Regions from separate parts of the Homo sapiens genome. Here region 1 is linked to region 2. Evidence: chromatin contacts called from ENCODE Hi-C or POLR2A ChIA-PET data. All regions are on one chromosome and are shown on one strand. The core of a region is the stretch at or near the end of the contact, and the rest is flanking DNA. Distances in the headings are between cores, read along the strand shown.

Region 1 (7,169 bases), core at 4,414-6,913, 430 kb before region 2:
AGCAATCCTCTTGCTTCAGCCTTTCAAAGTGCTGGGATTACAGGCATGAGCCACTGCACCTGGCCAAGCTCAGTTCTTTCTGGGGGTGGGCTTGGGAAGCCTTCCTCAGCAGTGATCCAAAGGCCTAGGACAGAGGAGAGGGGGTGCAGACAAGAAGGAACAAGGCCTCAGCCTCCCATTCTTGGCAAATCTAAACCTGGCAACCAAGATGATGATATTCTCATTTCACAGAAAAGTCTACTTTTCTCAGCTGGGGAGCAAGTGTCAGGAGCACTGGGGCCAGACTCCCTCCCCAACCTGGCCCTGCTCATTTTCCCCCGTTGCCTGAGGACCCTGGGGATGGAGGAAGAGCATCAGACCAGGGGCAGGGTCTATTCTGGGCCAGCACGTGGAGCGGAGGCAGAGCTGGCCTCAGGCCCTTGCCTGATCCTCCCTCCCCTTATTCCCTTGGCAGCAGACACATGACATAGAAATCACTGGTTCCACCAAATACTGCACAGCCCAGATGCTGCTGGCCTGATCAGGGCCAAGCTGAGTCACCACTTTAGGATACGATTCTTGCTTTTTGGACTATGAATGCACCCTCATCACCCCATGCTCAACCCCCAACTGAAGACTGAGGTTACAGCAGATCCGTGGATATCACAGGGTGATGAGGCACTAGGCCACCTGCTGCCTATTCCCTGGCACTTCATTCTTCTGATAATGGAGTATGAGAGAGAATGGGACATGAGGTGGACCCCGATCAGGCATGTCATAGACAGGAGGGACACATACTACCACTGGGCATGGTGCCCTAGATAATGACCCAGAGGGAGGTTGTAGGTCTCGACCCTGGGGTCCAAGCTGATGAGGAAAGGCAAGAAAAAAAGAAGGGGCCAGGCATGGTGGCTCATGCCTGTAATCACAGCACTTTGGGAGGCCAAGGTGGGCAGATCACTTGAGGTCAGGAGTTGGAGACCAGCCTGGCCAACGTGGTGAAACCCTGTCTCTTATAAAAATATATATATATATTAAAAAATTAGCCGGGGCCAGCCACAGTGGCTCACTCCTGTAATCACAGCACTTTGGGAGGCCAAGGCGAGTGGATCACCTGTGGTCAGGAGTTCAAGACCAGCCTGGCCAACATGGTGAAACCCCGTCTCTACTAAAAATATCAAAATTAGCTGGGCATGGTGGTGGCACATGCTGGTAATCCCAGCTACTCAGGAGGCTGAGGCAGGAGAATCGCTTAAACCTGGGAGGCGGAGGTTGCAGTGAGCTGAGATCATGCCATTGCCCTCCAGCCTGGGAGACAAGAGTGAAACTCCATCTCAAAAAAAAAAAAATAGCTGGGTGTGGTGGTGCACACCTGTAGTCCCAGCTACCCGGGAGGCTGAGGCAGGAGAATCGCTTGAACCCAGGAGGCAGAGGTTGCAGTGAGCCAAGATCACGCCACTGCACTCCAGCCTGGGTGACAGAGCAAGACTCCATCTAAAAAAAGAAAAAAAAAGAAAAAAAAAAAGGAAAGAAAGAAGGGAAAGCAGGTAGGATGTCTTGAACAAATAGGTGGATATAGGCTCCAGAACTGGTGGTTGTTGGGAAAAGTGGGAAAACCTTCTGCATGGGGTTGCCTGGGTGAGCTGATTTCCTATTAGGTCCTCATTCCTGCTGCCACCAAGATAAAGTGATGGGTGGCATGGAGATTTCAGCTGTGTCCTTGGATGTCATGTGCTCTGCAGTCCTCATGATGATAACAAGAGTCCATCCAGTCCATGCTTCGATGCTGGCATGACTAAAGGAACAGGGATGTTATCGAATGGGAGGGCCACGTGGTGCCCTCGTGGGCTTCCCCAAGCAGCTGACCAGACCTGGAAGCACCTTTGTCTAAGGCCCTACGAGCAGCCTAGTTAATCCTTTTCCATTCCCCCATCCCACTCACTTGTATCCCACTCTGCCTTTGCCATACTGAATCCCATCCTTGGAAAGTCAGGAAAGCCCTAAGATCTCTAGGCTCCAGCATAAGGCAGGTCCCCAGTATAATGACTGACTCTTGTCCCTTTTCTTCTTCTTCTTCTTCTTTTTTTTTTTTTGAGATGGAGTTTCACTCTTGACGCCCAGGCTGGAGTGCAATGGCATGATCTCGGCTCACCACAACCTCTGCCTGTCGGGTTCAAGTGATTCTCCTGCCTTAGCCTCCTGAGTAGCTGGGATTACAGGCGCCCGCCACCACGCCCATTTTTGTATTTTTAATAGAGACGGGGTTTCACCATGTGGGTCAGGCTGGAATGCAACTCCTGACCTCAGGTGATCCGCCTACCTCGGCCTCCCAAAGTGTGGGATTACAGGTGTAAGCCACCACGTCCAGCCTACTTTCTTCTTTTCACATGATAGGTATGAACTGGTAATGGAATAAAATAGGCCGGGCGCAGTGGCTCACATCTGTAATCCCAGCACTTTGGGAGGCTGAGGTGGGTGAATCACCTGAGGTCAGAAGTTCAAGACCAGCCTAGCCAACATAGCAAAACCAAGTCTCTACTAAAAATACAAAAATTAGCCAAACATGGTGGCACGTGCCTGTAATCCCAGGTATTCAGAGACTGAGGCACAAAAATCGCTTGAACCCAGGAGGCAGAGGCTGCAGTGAGCCAAGATTGCACCACTGCACTCCAGCCTGGGGGACAGAGTAAGACTCTGTCTCAAAAATAAAGCAAAATAAAATAAAATAAAATAAATCGTCATTGTATGATGATACATTTGGTACTCCAAACTATCAAGTTGTGGCCAGGTGCAGTGACTCATGCCTGTAATCCCAGCATTTTGGGAGACCAGGGTGGGTGGATCACCTGAGGTCAGGAGTTTGAAACCAGCCTGGCCAACATGGTGAAACCCCTTCTCTACTAAAAATACAAAAATTAGGTGGGCGTGATGGTGTGCACCTGTAATCCCAGCTACTCAGGAGGTTGAGACAGGAGAATGGCTTGAACCTGGGAGGTGAAGGTTGCAGTGAGCCGAGATCACACCACTGCACTCCAGCCTGGCGACAGAGCAAGACTCCATCTCAAACAACAACAACAACAACAACAAAACTATCAAGTTGTAACTTCAAAACTGAAATTTATTTATGTATTTATTTATTTTGAGACGGAGTTTCGCTCTTGTCACCCAGGCTGGAGTGCAATGGTGCGATCTCAGCTCACTGCAACCTCTGCCTCCCGGGTTCAAGCGATTCTCCTGCCTCAGCCTCCCAAGTAGCTGGAATTACAGGCCCCCGCCACCATGCCCAACTAATTTTTGTGTTTTTAGTAGAGATGGGGTTTCACCATGCTGGCCAGGCTGGTCTCAAACTCCTGACCTCAGGTGATCCATCTGCTTCGGCCTCCCAAAGTGCTGGGATTACAGGCATGAGCCACGACACCCGGCCCAAAACTGCAATTTATAGTGCACTGAGCAGCAAAGAAAAGTGACGAGAGCACCACTTACGATCTCTGTTCCAACAACTCGACTCTGCTGTTGGAACCCAAAAGCAGACACAGGCACCATGTAACAGATGAACCAGGCTACATTTCAATAAAACTCCATGTCTGCACACTGAAATTAGAATTTTAGATAACTTTAATGTGTCACAAAATAGCCTCCATTCGATTTTTTTTCATTGTGGTTCACGCCTGTAATCCTGGCCCTTTGGGAGGCCAAGGCAAGAAGATGACTTAAACCCAGGAGTTGGAGACGCAGCCTGGGCAACATCAGGAGACCCTATCTCTACAAAAAAAATTTTAAATTAGCTGAGTGTGGTGGTGCGCACCTGTAGTCCCTACCCTTTGGGAGGCTGAGGCAGGAGGATCATTTGAGGCCAGGAGCTCACTGCACTCCAGCCTGGACAACAGAGGGAGACCATATCTTGGAAAAAGAGAGAGAGAGAGAGAAAAAGAGAGATGGAGGGAGAAGGAGAGAAATGTAAAAACTTTAGAAAAACTTCAGTGCTTCTTAGTTGGTTTAAAAAAAAAAATGCCAGGCATGGTGGCTCATGACTGTAATCCCAGTACTTTGGGAGGCCGAGCAGGCGGATCGCAAGATCAAGAGATTGAGACCATCCTGGCTAACACAGTGAAACCCTGTCTCTACTAAAAATACAAAAAATTAGCCGGGCATGGTAGCGGGCGCCTATAGTCCCAGCTGCTCAGGAGGCTGAGGCAGGAGAATGGCTTGAACCCTGGAGCCGGAGCTTGCAGTGAGCCCAGATTGCGCCACTGCACTCCAGCCTGGGCGAGAGTGCAAGACTCCGACTCAAAAAAAAAAAAAAATCCTTGGGAGGCTGAGGCTGGAGGATCCCTTGAGCCCAGGAGGTTGAGGCTGCAGTGAGCTGTGATCCCACTACTGCACTCAGCCTGCATGACAGAATGAAACCCTGTCTCAATCAATCAATCAATAAGGCCGGGCACAGTGGCTCACGCCTGTAATCCCAGCACTTTGGGAGACCGAGGCGGATGGATCATTTGAGGTCAGGAGTTCAAGACCAGCTTGACCTACATAGTGAAACCCTGTCTCTACTAAAATACAAAAATTAGCCAGGTGTGGTGGCAGATGCCTGTAATCCCAGCTACTTGGGAGACTGAGGCAGGAGAATCGCTTGAACCCAGGAGGCGGAGGTTGCAGTGAGCCAAGATCACACCACTGCACTCCAGCCTGGGCGACAGAACAAGACACCCTCTGAAAGAAAGAAAAGAAAGAAAGAGAAGGAAGGAAGGAAGGAAGGAAGAAAGGAAGGAAGGAAGGAAGGAAGGAACCATTCTTGACTTGTGGGTTATACAAAAACAGGCAGGGTTCCACTCCTGGCACTAGGTTTGTTCTTGTGTTTGTTCTCTGTTCAGGGTTATGCCACGCAGAGGGTAGGAGGGGAATTAGTCCATGGTTATGTGTCCTCACAGATGACCACTGAGAAGGCCACCATGCCTAGTCGTCACGACTCTAGGCCCAGCAACTTGCTGAAGACTCTGCAGTGCTGGGGACCCAGGCATTTTTGTGAGGCTGTCCACACCCTATCTGCCTGTGAGGACTGGGCAGTCCATCTGGGGGTCTGGCTGCCTCTCCTGCGTGCTGCTGGGAGGCTAGGCCTGACTGTCATTGCTCTACGGCCACATCCCCAGCCACGCTCTTCTTTTTCTTCTTTCAGCCAGAGGGAGCCCTGAATTCATGCAGAGGAGTTTTTCTACCTTCCATCTGCTTCTGCATATCATCTTGTCTACTTAATGCCCCTCCTTCCGGATTTATAGAACAGTATGCATAATATGACCCCAACTGCATTCCAAAAAATAGATGTAGATGTAAGCTTAGAGATGCAAAGAAACTTTTTGAGAGAATTCACTATGCTTCTCGCGGGTGGTGACACAGTTCAAGGAGGTTCCATGGGGTGTAATGTTTATCTTTCTCTTTTGTCCTTCTGATCATTGAAATGATGCTTTGTGTGTGTGAACATGTATTACTTTTATAATTAAAATAGAAAAATTAATTTGAATGGGACAAATGCTCGAAGTCAAAGTCACCTGTTATAACTGCTGTCACTAACAGGGCAACTGTTTGAAAATGCTGCAGAAACATGAGAAATGTTCATGAAGTGACCCTGTGGAGGCTTCCGGTCACAGGATCATGTGAGCGCCACGATCACCCCAGGGGTGGAGCAGATGCTAAGTGTTCACCACACCCAATTCTCTTCCTGGACACACAGGAAGATGACATTTCCAGTGACATGCCCCACCTCTAGGCCCTAGTCTTTTTTTTATTTAAAGGTCTGAGTCTTGTTCTGTCACCCAGGCTGGAGTGCAGTGCTGTGATCATGACTCACTGCAGCCTCAACCTCCTGTGCTCAAACAATCCTCCCACCTCAGCCTCCCTAATAGCTGATGTCATATAGGCATGAGCCAGTGTGCCTGGCTCAGGCCCTACCCTTAAAAGCATCCCACCTGATTCACCAGCCCCCTTCTCTCTCTCAGTAAACTTGGAAACCACGCATTCCAGATGGTATAATTTACAGCATGATGGAAAAAGCCAGCTCTCCATGGGAAGCTGGCCAGTCTTCATTGGAGTACATTTTTATTGCATGAAGCCAATGAGACTTGATATTGTTTAACTCTGTGGTTTCCAAAGTGCGGTCCTTTTGAAGTATCCATAAAGTCTACACTAGGTTCACGGTAATATTAAGATGTTATTTGTCAGCTGGGCACGGTGGCTCACGCCTATAATCTCAGCACTTTGGGAGGCCAAGGCAAATGGATAATGAGGTCAGGAGTTTCAGACCAGCCTGGCCAACATGGTGAAACCCAGTCTCTACTAAAAATACAAAAATTACCTGGGTGTGGTGATGCATGCCTGTAATCCCAGCTACTCAGGAGGAGGCTGAGGCAGGAGAATTGCTTGAATCCGGGAGGCAGAGATTGCAGTGAGCTGAAATCTCACCACTGCACTCCAGCCTGGGTGATGGAGCAAGACACTGTCTCAAAAAAAAAAAAAAAGATATTATTTGTCTTTCATGAGTGTACAGTGGGATTTTCCAGAGGCTACATGACATGTGTTTTTTTATTTTGTTTTTTATACTGACAGAGGGGTCTTGCTATGTTGCCCAGACTGGTCTTCCAACTCCTGGCCTCAAGTGATCCTCCCGCCTTCACCTCCCAAAGTGCTGGGATTATAGGTGTGAGCCACTGCGCCTGGCTGTTTGTGACATGTGATGTTGAAACAGGTTGAGTATAGAAGCAGATATGGGAATTAAACCAGAATATTAAACCAGACATTGAAGAGATTTGCAAAAAATACAAAACAATACCACTGTTTTCACTTTCTTTTTGGTTTGGAAAAATGTAGTTATTTTTCATTAAAAGTATGTTGTGTTGGCTGGGCACAGTGGCTCATGCCTGTAATCTCAACGCTGGGAGACTGAGGTGGGAGGATCACTTGAGATCAGGAGTTCGAGACCAGCCTGACCAACATAATGAAACCCCATCTCTACTAACAATATAAAAATTAGCTGGGCTGGCTGAGCGCGGTGGCTCACGCCTGTAATCCCAGCACTTTGGGAGGCCAAGGCGGGCGGATCATGAGGTCAGGAGATCGAGACCATCCTGGCTAACATGGTGAAACCCCATCTCTACTAAAAATACAAAAAATTAGCTGGGCGAGGTGGCGGGCGCCTGTAG
Region 2 (7,019 bases), core at 4,475-6,974:
CCCAACACTGCATTCTCCCCGTTGACAATCCTCTGGCTGAAGCTCAGTGCCGGTTTGATGGCAGGAATGCCGCAGCCTGGCCATTGGGCTAATGAGGACCTGCTTCCCATGCCTCAGCCCATCTTTCCCCACCTCCTTTTGGGTGCCCCAGGCTGTGCACCCCAGAGAGGTCTGTCGAGAGGGTACAGCACTACCCCTTCCCCAACAGGGTACATGCAAGCACCTTCGGGCCCCACAGCTATCTTGGTTATCCCTATCCACCCAGTCCCCCAGCCCTGCTGTTCTCCTACATCTGTCTCCAGCCTAGTCCCCGCTGTTCCCCATCTCTACCCCTGGTCTCTCTGCCCCCTCCCGACCTGAACAGTTCATACCCTTCATGCAGCCAGAAGGTTCTTTCTAAAAGACATGGACAGGTCTTCCTGTCTCAGCTTCCTAAACCCTCCCGGGCTCCAGGGCCTGGCTCAATCTCTGGTCCTATTTGTGAGACCACCCCACCTCTTGCCCCCTCCCAGCCCTGCAGGCCTGTTCCCTGCTCCACTGCCCTGGCATATCCTGTTTCTTTTGCCCACTCTGTCCACCTTCGTCCCTTCCAGCCAGCCTAGCTCCTTCCCTGGGCTGTTGCTGGGAGCTGAGTTGCTCCCAGGGCTGAATCAGGGCTGGTCCTGGCCCACTCACCCCAGGAGGAGCCGAGGAGAACCAGGCTTAGGGTCAGGCTGAGCAGCAACATCGTGGCAGATGTGAGGTTGGGAGCTGGGTCTGGCTTTATGGGTCTTCTCGTCCTTGAGCTAAAGCTCCAGGCCTGAGGCCAGGCCAGCTGTGTAGACTCAGCCCCCTCCCACGCTCCAGGCAAGACAGGCCCTTTAGGCCAAGGTCCCCTGACCGAGACCTAGACTTATCAGACAGAGCCCAGGTGTGAGACTCACCTCTGCCACCTCCCAAAGCCTGGCCTCTAATTGGCTCCCAGAACCACCTCCCATTCCAAATGTTGAGCCCTCGGTACTGAGGACAGATGGTTAAATTAGGTCTATAGTGACAACCTGGTGGCTGGGATCACAGGAGTCACCCAGGGCTAACAAAGGCACCAGGCTTTCAGAGAAGGCCGCTCAGCGTCCAGGGTGTTCTGACTGGTGGATGGAATGCTCACTGCGGTCAACTTTGCTGTGAAGGGCCAGGGGCTGTGAGGTTCTGGCAGGCTGGGAGTCCTAACACATCATCGCAGTGGTTCCTCGTCCATTTGGAACAGGAGTCACAGGTCTGCTCAGAGATGGTGACTCTCCCACCAGCACGTGGTTGAGTTGTACACAAACTCGCATTTGTCTGGCGCTGAAGCCTCCGCTCTTAACAATGAGATGATACTTATGAAGGGCCTGGCATTTAGGAGGGCAAAGTGTGAGCTCTTGGTGCCTGGCCGACCGTGGACTGAGGCTGCAGGTGGAGAGTGACAGACATCAAATCTCTGCCACCCTCTTTAGGCCTTGGGGCTCCCATGGGCAAGCCCCTGGTGTCTGTAGCCCATTTGTTACTGAGCTGCAGACCAAGCTTGAAGGGAGAAGACACCCTGTGTGCAAAGTTCCAACAGGTGCATTGGCTGGCGGCCTTCTGGGAGTGTGAGGGCTTTAACTGATTCAAGAACAGATCAGGGCTGGGTGTGGTGGCTCACACCTGTAATCCCAAAACTTTGGGAGGCAGACGTAGGAGGCTTGATTCCAGGAGTTCGAGACCAGCCTGAGCAACATCATGAAACCCTGTCTCTACAAAAAAAATTTTTTTAAATTAAGAAATGAGCTGGGTATGATGGTACACACCTGTAGTCCCAGCAACTCAGAAGGCTGAGGCAGGAGGGATCACTTGAGCCCTTAAGTTCAAGGCTGCAGTGAGCCATGAGTGCACCACTGCATTCCGGCCTGGGCGATGGAGCTAGACCCCATCTCAAAGAAACAGCATCAGCCAAAAAATGAGATGAATTGGCTGGGCACGGTGGCTCACGCCTGTAATCCCAGCACTTTGGGAGGCCGACGCGGGCGGATCATGAGGTCAGGAGATCAAGACCATCCTGGCTAACAGGTTCAGTAGAAACCTCGTCTCTACTAAAAATACAAAAAAAAAAAAAATTAGCCGGGCGTGGTGGCGGGCACCTGTAGTCCCAGCTACTCGGGAGGCTGAGGCAGGAGAATGGCGTGAACCTGGGAGGCGGAGCTTCCAGTGAGCTGAGATTGCGCCACTGCACTCCAGAGCCTGGGTGACAGAGCGAGACTCCGTCTCAAAAAAAAAAAAAAAAAAAAGGAGCGATGAATTAATGGATAGAGGGATGAATAGATGATAAAACAAATATAACAAAATATTTGCACTCCAGAGCCTGGGTGACAGAGCGAGACGCCGTCTCAAAAAAAAAAAAAAAAAAAAAAAAAGGAGCGATGAATTAATGGATAGAGGGATGAATAGATGATAAAACAAATATAACAAAATACTGTCAGGTCTGTGGTGACCTGACAGTATAAGGGTATTCAATATACAACTCTTTCTACTTTTCTGTTACATTTACAAATGTTCATTAATAGAATGTTGGGGTGCAGGGAGCACACTCAGCGGCCTGGGGATGTGCAGCCCGGCATAGACCCTCCCTGGGCCCTGGGTAGACTCTCCCTGACATTTCTGAAGCTCCAGCGGAGTTCAGCCGTTCTCGCTGAGGACAGGATGCTCTTGCTGGCACCCAGCAGCCAGGCCTGAGACTCAGCAGGGGCCCAGCAAAGGTTTGTTGGAGAAACGTGTCATCTCTCCCCATGTGAGTCCTGTGACCCTTATTAGCCTGGAAAACTTGGAGTCACAAGCCCAGCATGTGCAGACAGAAGACGAGCTTCACGTGAGCAGTGCAGGCATGCCTCGTCATCTAAGGGGTGTCACAGGTAAAGATGTTGCGAGGTTGAGGAGTGCTTGGTGAGAACTTGCCTTGGAGTCAGGGAGCGGCTCCTCTTGTCAGCACTTTAGCCCTCAGTGGGGCCTGTGGGGGCCTGATTGAAAGGTATGAGCTTTGTCCTGGGCCACTGAGGAGCCATGGAAAGTCTCTAGGAGGGGGTAGTACATGGGGTATTTCATAATTTACAAGTCTCCAGTGGACTAGAGGGCAAGAGCAAGACAGTGGAGTGGTGGGGGAGCCTTCAAGTGTGGAGTCAGAAGGAAGGTTTGGGTGGAGACCAAGCCTGCAATGCTGGCCAGGGCTGGGGTTCTGGAGTTGTAGGTGCCTGAGGTTATGGGTGAAGGGCATCTCTTAGGCCAGACACTAGAGCTATGGTAGGTAATGGCCCCTGCAGGGACGCCTTAGCTACAGAGCCCTGCTGGCTGCCTGCCCACCCCATTCCACTCAAGAATGACACAGCCATCTGTTTAACTGTATTTTCTGGGTTTATTCCCCCTTGTTCCAAGCTCTAAGCCTCAGCTTACTCCACCTCCATAGCCTGCACAGTTTCCTCCACTAGCTCCAGGGTTAGTGGCTTCACTGTCTGGGTCAGGACAGCTGTGGTTCCAGGCACAAAGTGGTAGCGGCCAGACCTGGGAGGGAGGAGGGACAGCCTCTGAACATGGGCCTGTCATGTGGCCCATCCCCTTTTTGCAGCCCCCTATCTCCCCTGCTATAGCCCCACACATCCCTGTGGTCCCCGATCTCCAGCTCTCACCTCTTCACGGGCTCTGTGGGTGAGCTCAGTGTCCGCAGCAGCTTGGCGCCAGTCTTTGTGATCACACATGCGTCCACATTGCCCCCGGAGCCCAGGTCACCCAAGATCCCGGCGGTGACGGCTTCCACCAGCAGCCCCTGAGCAGCCTCCAGCTGCGGTGATGGGTGTGTGAGACCTAACGGGCTCTCTCTGCTGTTAACTTAGGCTACAGCCTGGGGACTTGCCTGTCCACTTACCCAATCTGGTCTTGCCCTCCAAACCCCCACTGTGTTTCTCCCTCTGAGCCTTAGCCACCTCTGAGGCAACATCACCTGCTTCCATCCCACCCCAAACAAAATCTAGGCTCCAGACGTTGATATAAGTAGGACCCTACTGGTCCTTCTCTCCGCCCTCGGCTCCTAAAGATCCTCTGTGAGCTTCGACTTCTCCCAGCCGTGCAGGCTTTGGTATTGGACGGTGTTATGTCGGGACCGCACTTCTCTGCCCTTACTCCACTCACCCTTCAGTGGTCACCTCCTCCGACAAGCCTTAGCCACCCGCACTGGGCCAGGGTCCTGTGCTCCCCCAGCTCCCGGGTGCACATCCCACCAGCGACCACAAAGTCGGGGACAGAGGCCGCTCACCGTCATGTTCGGCTGGAACCGGTCTTCTAGCACCGCCAGGGCCGCGTCCTGACCAGAGCCTGAAGGCAGGAGAAGCATCTGAAGTCAACCGCTGCGACGCCGTTTGGAGTGAGGCCAAGGTCACAGGGGCAGAGTTCGAGGAGAAGGGACAGAAGCGCTCACCCAGGGCTGTGAAGGGCAGACGGCTGTAGGAGCCATGGGGATGCACACCGTAGAGCTGCGGTCCAGTCAGGTCTACGCCGCCCACGATCAGCGATGCACCCACGTGGCCCTGGTACCTGCTCGAGGATGGGCGGGGTCGGCCACAAGCTGGGGCCTAGGCCCCACCTCTCTATGCCCAGCTCCTAGGTGCTATCCCCGCCCCTTCCTGTGGGCTGGCGCCCGATGACTGACATCGCCTTTTCCTGTAGCCCAGGTTCTCTTGGGCCGGCCTCTTCCGGTCACCTGGCCCGTCGCGGTCCCGCCCTTCTTTCTGTCCCGCCTTCCAATGGCCCCAACCCCGTAACTACCCCTGCCGGGGTCCTGTTAGCCCTGCCCCCGCACCTGAAGAGCGTCTGGCGCAGGATGCGAGTGACCGTGGCCACGCGGGGCTCGCGGCCCGTAGATAACGCGTGTAGCTCCATCTTGGACGCCACCATCCGTGTGGTCATCTCGGCGTCCGCGGCTACTCCAGCCCCACAGCAGCTGAGGCAAAAGGGAGGATCGGTGTGGGCAGGGCTGGGACGTGCGGGGACCGGAGTGGGAACGAGGGGGCCGTTCTTTTTTGCGTACGGGAACTGGGCTCGGGAGTCTCACTAGATTTTGGGGGCGATGAAGTGGATCTTCTCGCAGCTCTTGTCCGCCACGACCGAATCGTTAGTGGCTCGCGTATCGGCGCCCAGAATGACCCCGTCCTGAGGAGAGGGAGGGACCGCAGCTTCAGTGCCTGCTCGATACTCTCGGCTCCCCTCCAGCTCCCCGTCCCTCCCCGCTGCTCACTTGGAACACCAGGCCCGCGATGGTGGTCCCGGTCTTGCGTGCGTGAGGGACCTTGAGCCCCGGGAGGACGCGTTCCAATGATGCATTTCTGGAAACGGAGGAGGGCGCCCATGTTTCGGCTCTGCTTTCAAGACCCCTGTTGCTTCCCCTAACCTGGTCCCCGTCTCCCTCATCTTCCGGGGTAAGCCTGGAACCCAAGTCGACCAACACACCCTCCCCCACCCCCAGCCAGGAAAAAAGGCCACGAGCAAGCAGAGGCGGCTCAGGAGTGACCGCCCCCCGCGCCCCCGCTTCACCTTTGGCAGTTCTCGAAGGAGAAGCCCCCTCGGGGCTCCAGGGCTGGCTTCAGCATCTTGGGGCAGGCAGAGGGGATTAGGGGTCGCGGGCGGATGAGTCGGCCAGACAAGCGGGGCCAGTGAGCAGCTAAAAAGTCCTCTGCTAGGCTTCACGTCTGTACTTCCTGCTTTCGCTTTCGCCTTTACCCTTCCTCAAAGGCCCGTGGCGGTTTTCTGCATCTTGTCTTTCACTTTTGGCTTCACTTGTGGCTCTGAGCATTTGGGGAACCGGGTGATGTCCCTTGCTGTGCCCTCTGTGCTGCTCACTGGGTACTCTGTTGGATAGAGGGACAAATCTCTTCCCTTCTGGACTTGTTCAGGTCCTCCTCCCCCTCCATCTGAGCCCCTTGCTCTTACCCTAGCCTCAACTCTGACCTCCAGTCCCAGCATAGTAAAGCTCTCAGAGCCTTGGCCAAGTCAGCATTGTTGCTGGCCACCCAGTAGCATCAGGCATAGCTGACTTTTGTTCCTTGTCACCTTTCTTCCAACTCTTGCCTCTTTTGTTGCCTTTACTCCTCTGCAAAAACCTCAAACAGAGGCTCAGTCCTCAGTCACAGGGACCCTGGTCTTTCCATCTTCCATCTCAGGTGCCATCTTCCCTCTCTCAAGAGGGCACCATGGGTGTTGGGTTCCACTCATGGCCAAGCCTTGTTATTTCACCTCCCCAGTGACCTCTTGTCTGCACACATCCTTTTCCTAGCACTTCTAGTCTCAGCTAGCATCCTCTCCCACCTGGACATTGCACTGGCCTCCCTGGTTACCTTGCAATTCTTGCCCCCCGCCCCCCGACCCCCAGGCTACTCCTTACCCTGCAGAGAGCGGGTCTTTCTAAATTGGAAATCTGGTCACATTCTTTCTCTGGTTTAAACCCTTCAGCAGTCTGGGCCTGGTGGCTCACACCTGTAATCCCAGCACTTTGGAAGCCCAGGAGTTCGGGGCTGCAGTGAGTATGGATCATACCATTGCACTCCAGCCTGGGCAATAGACCCCGTCTCAAAGGGGGAAAAAAAAGACTTGGGTTTGAGGCTAAGAGCAGCACGCAGCTGCCAAAGGGTTTATCTTAATTTTTTTTTTTTTTTTTTGAGATGGGGTCTTACTCTGTTGCCCAGGCTGGAGTACAATGGTGTGATCTCGGTTCACTGGAACCTCTGCCTCCCAGGCACAAGCACTCTTCCACCTCAGCCTCCTGAGTAGCTGGGACCACAGGCACACACCACCATGCCTGGCTAATTTTTTTTTTTTTTTTTTTTTTTGGTAGAGATGGGGTTTCACCGTGTTGCCCAGGCTGGTCTTGAACTCCTGAGCTCAGGCGATCCACCCTCCTCAGCCTTCCAAAGTGCTAGGCTTATAACCATGAACCACTGTGCCTGGCCTATTTTACGGTTTTTTTTTTTTTTTTTTTTGGACACAGG

Evidence for each region. Hi-C counts contacts between places; a loop is a spot of excess contacts on that map. ChIA-PET counts read pairs that join two places held with the same protein, here RNA polymerase II (POLR2A). Pooled maps may share reads with other maps.
Region 1: a pooled map shows a loop between it and region 2 (5-fold over the local background). The contact joins the enhancer-like site here to the promoter of PSMB10 in region 2. A Hi-C loop is called at or near these places in 2 of 168 maps with a recorded cell type or tissue (B cell and Ramos) and 8 of 50 pooled maps. POLR2A ChIA-PET finds 5 or more read pairs at or near these places in 4 of 52 experiments (CD4-positive, alpha-beta T cell, H1, PC-9 and 1 more).

What each region holds. Positions count from the first base shown.
Region 1 is chr16:67,498,873-67,506,041 of GRCh38, forward strand. ATP6V0D1-DT (ATP6V0D1 divergent transcript) reads left to right here. Exons shown (of 4, transcript NR_184227.1): 4 at 5,153-7,169. Among named protein-coding and RNA genes, the nearest start is that of AGRP, 19 kb to the left of the region's middle. RefSeq lists an enhancer at 5,856-5,965. Within about 2 kb of position 5,664, at least 13 of the 41 ENCODE cell types and tissues checked have a DNase peak (open chromatin) inside an H3K27ac peak, as active enhancers do; they include B cell and CD4-positive, alpha-beta T cell, where a contact is called at or near this core.
Region 2 is chr16:67,931,126-67,938,144 of GRCh38, forward strand. PSMB10 (proteasome 20S subunit beta 10) reads right to left here and starts at 5,725. Exons shown (of 8, transcript NM_002801.4): 1 at 5,569-5,725; 2 at 5,273-5,360; 3 at 5,090-5,187; 4 at 4,838-4,978; 5 at 4,457-4,572; 6 at 4,295-4,353; 7 at 3,672-3,823; 8 at 3,381-3,546. The coding sequence starts at 5,624. The coding sequence ends at 3,435. CTRL (chymotrypsin like) reads right to left here and starts at 737. Exons shown (of 7, transcript NM_001907.3): 1 at 676-737; 2 at 1-76. The coding sequence starts at 727. RefSeq lists enhancers at 1-228, 4,295-4,494, 4,645-4,834, 5,125-5,404, 5,655-5,904.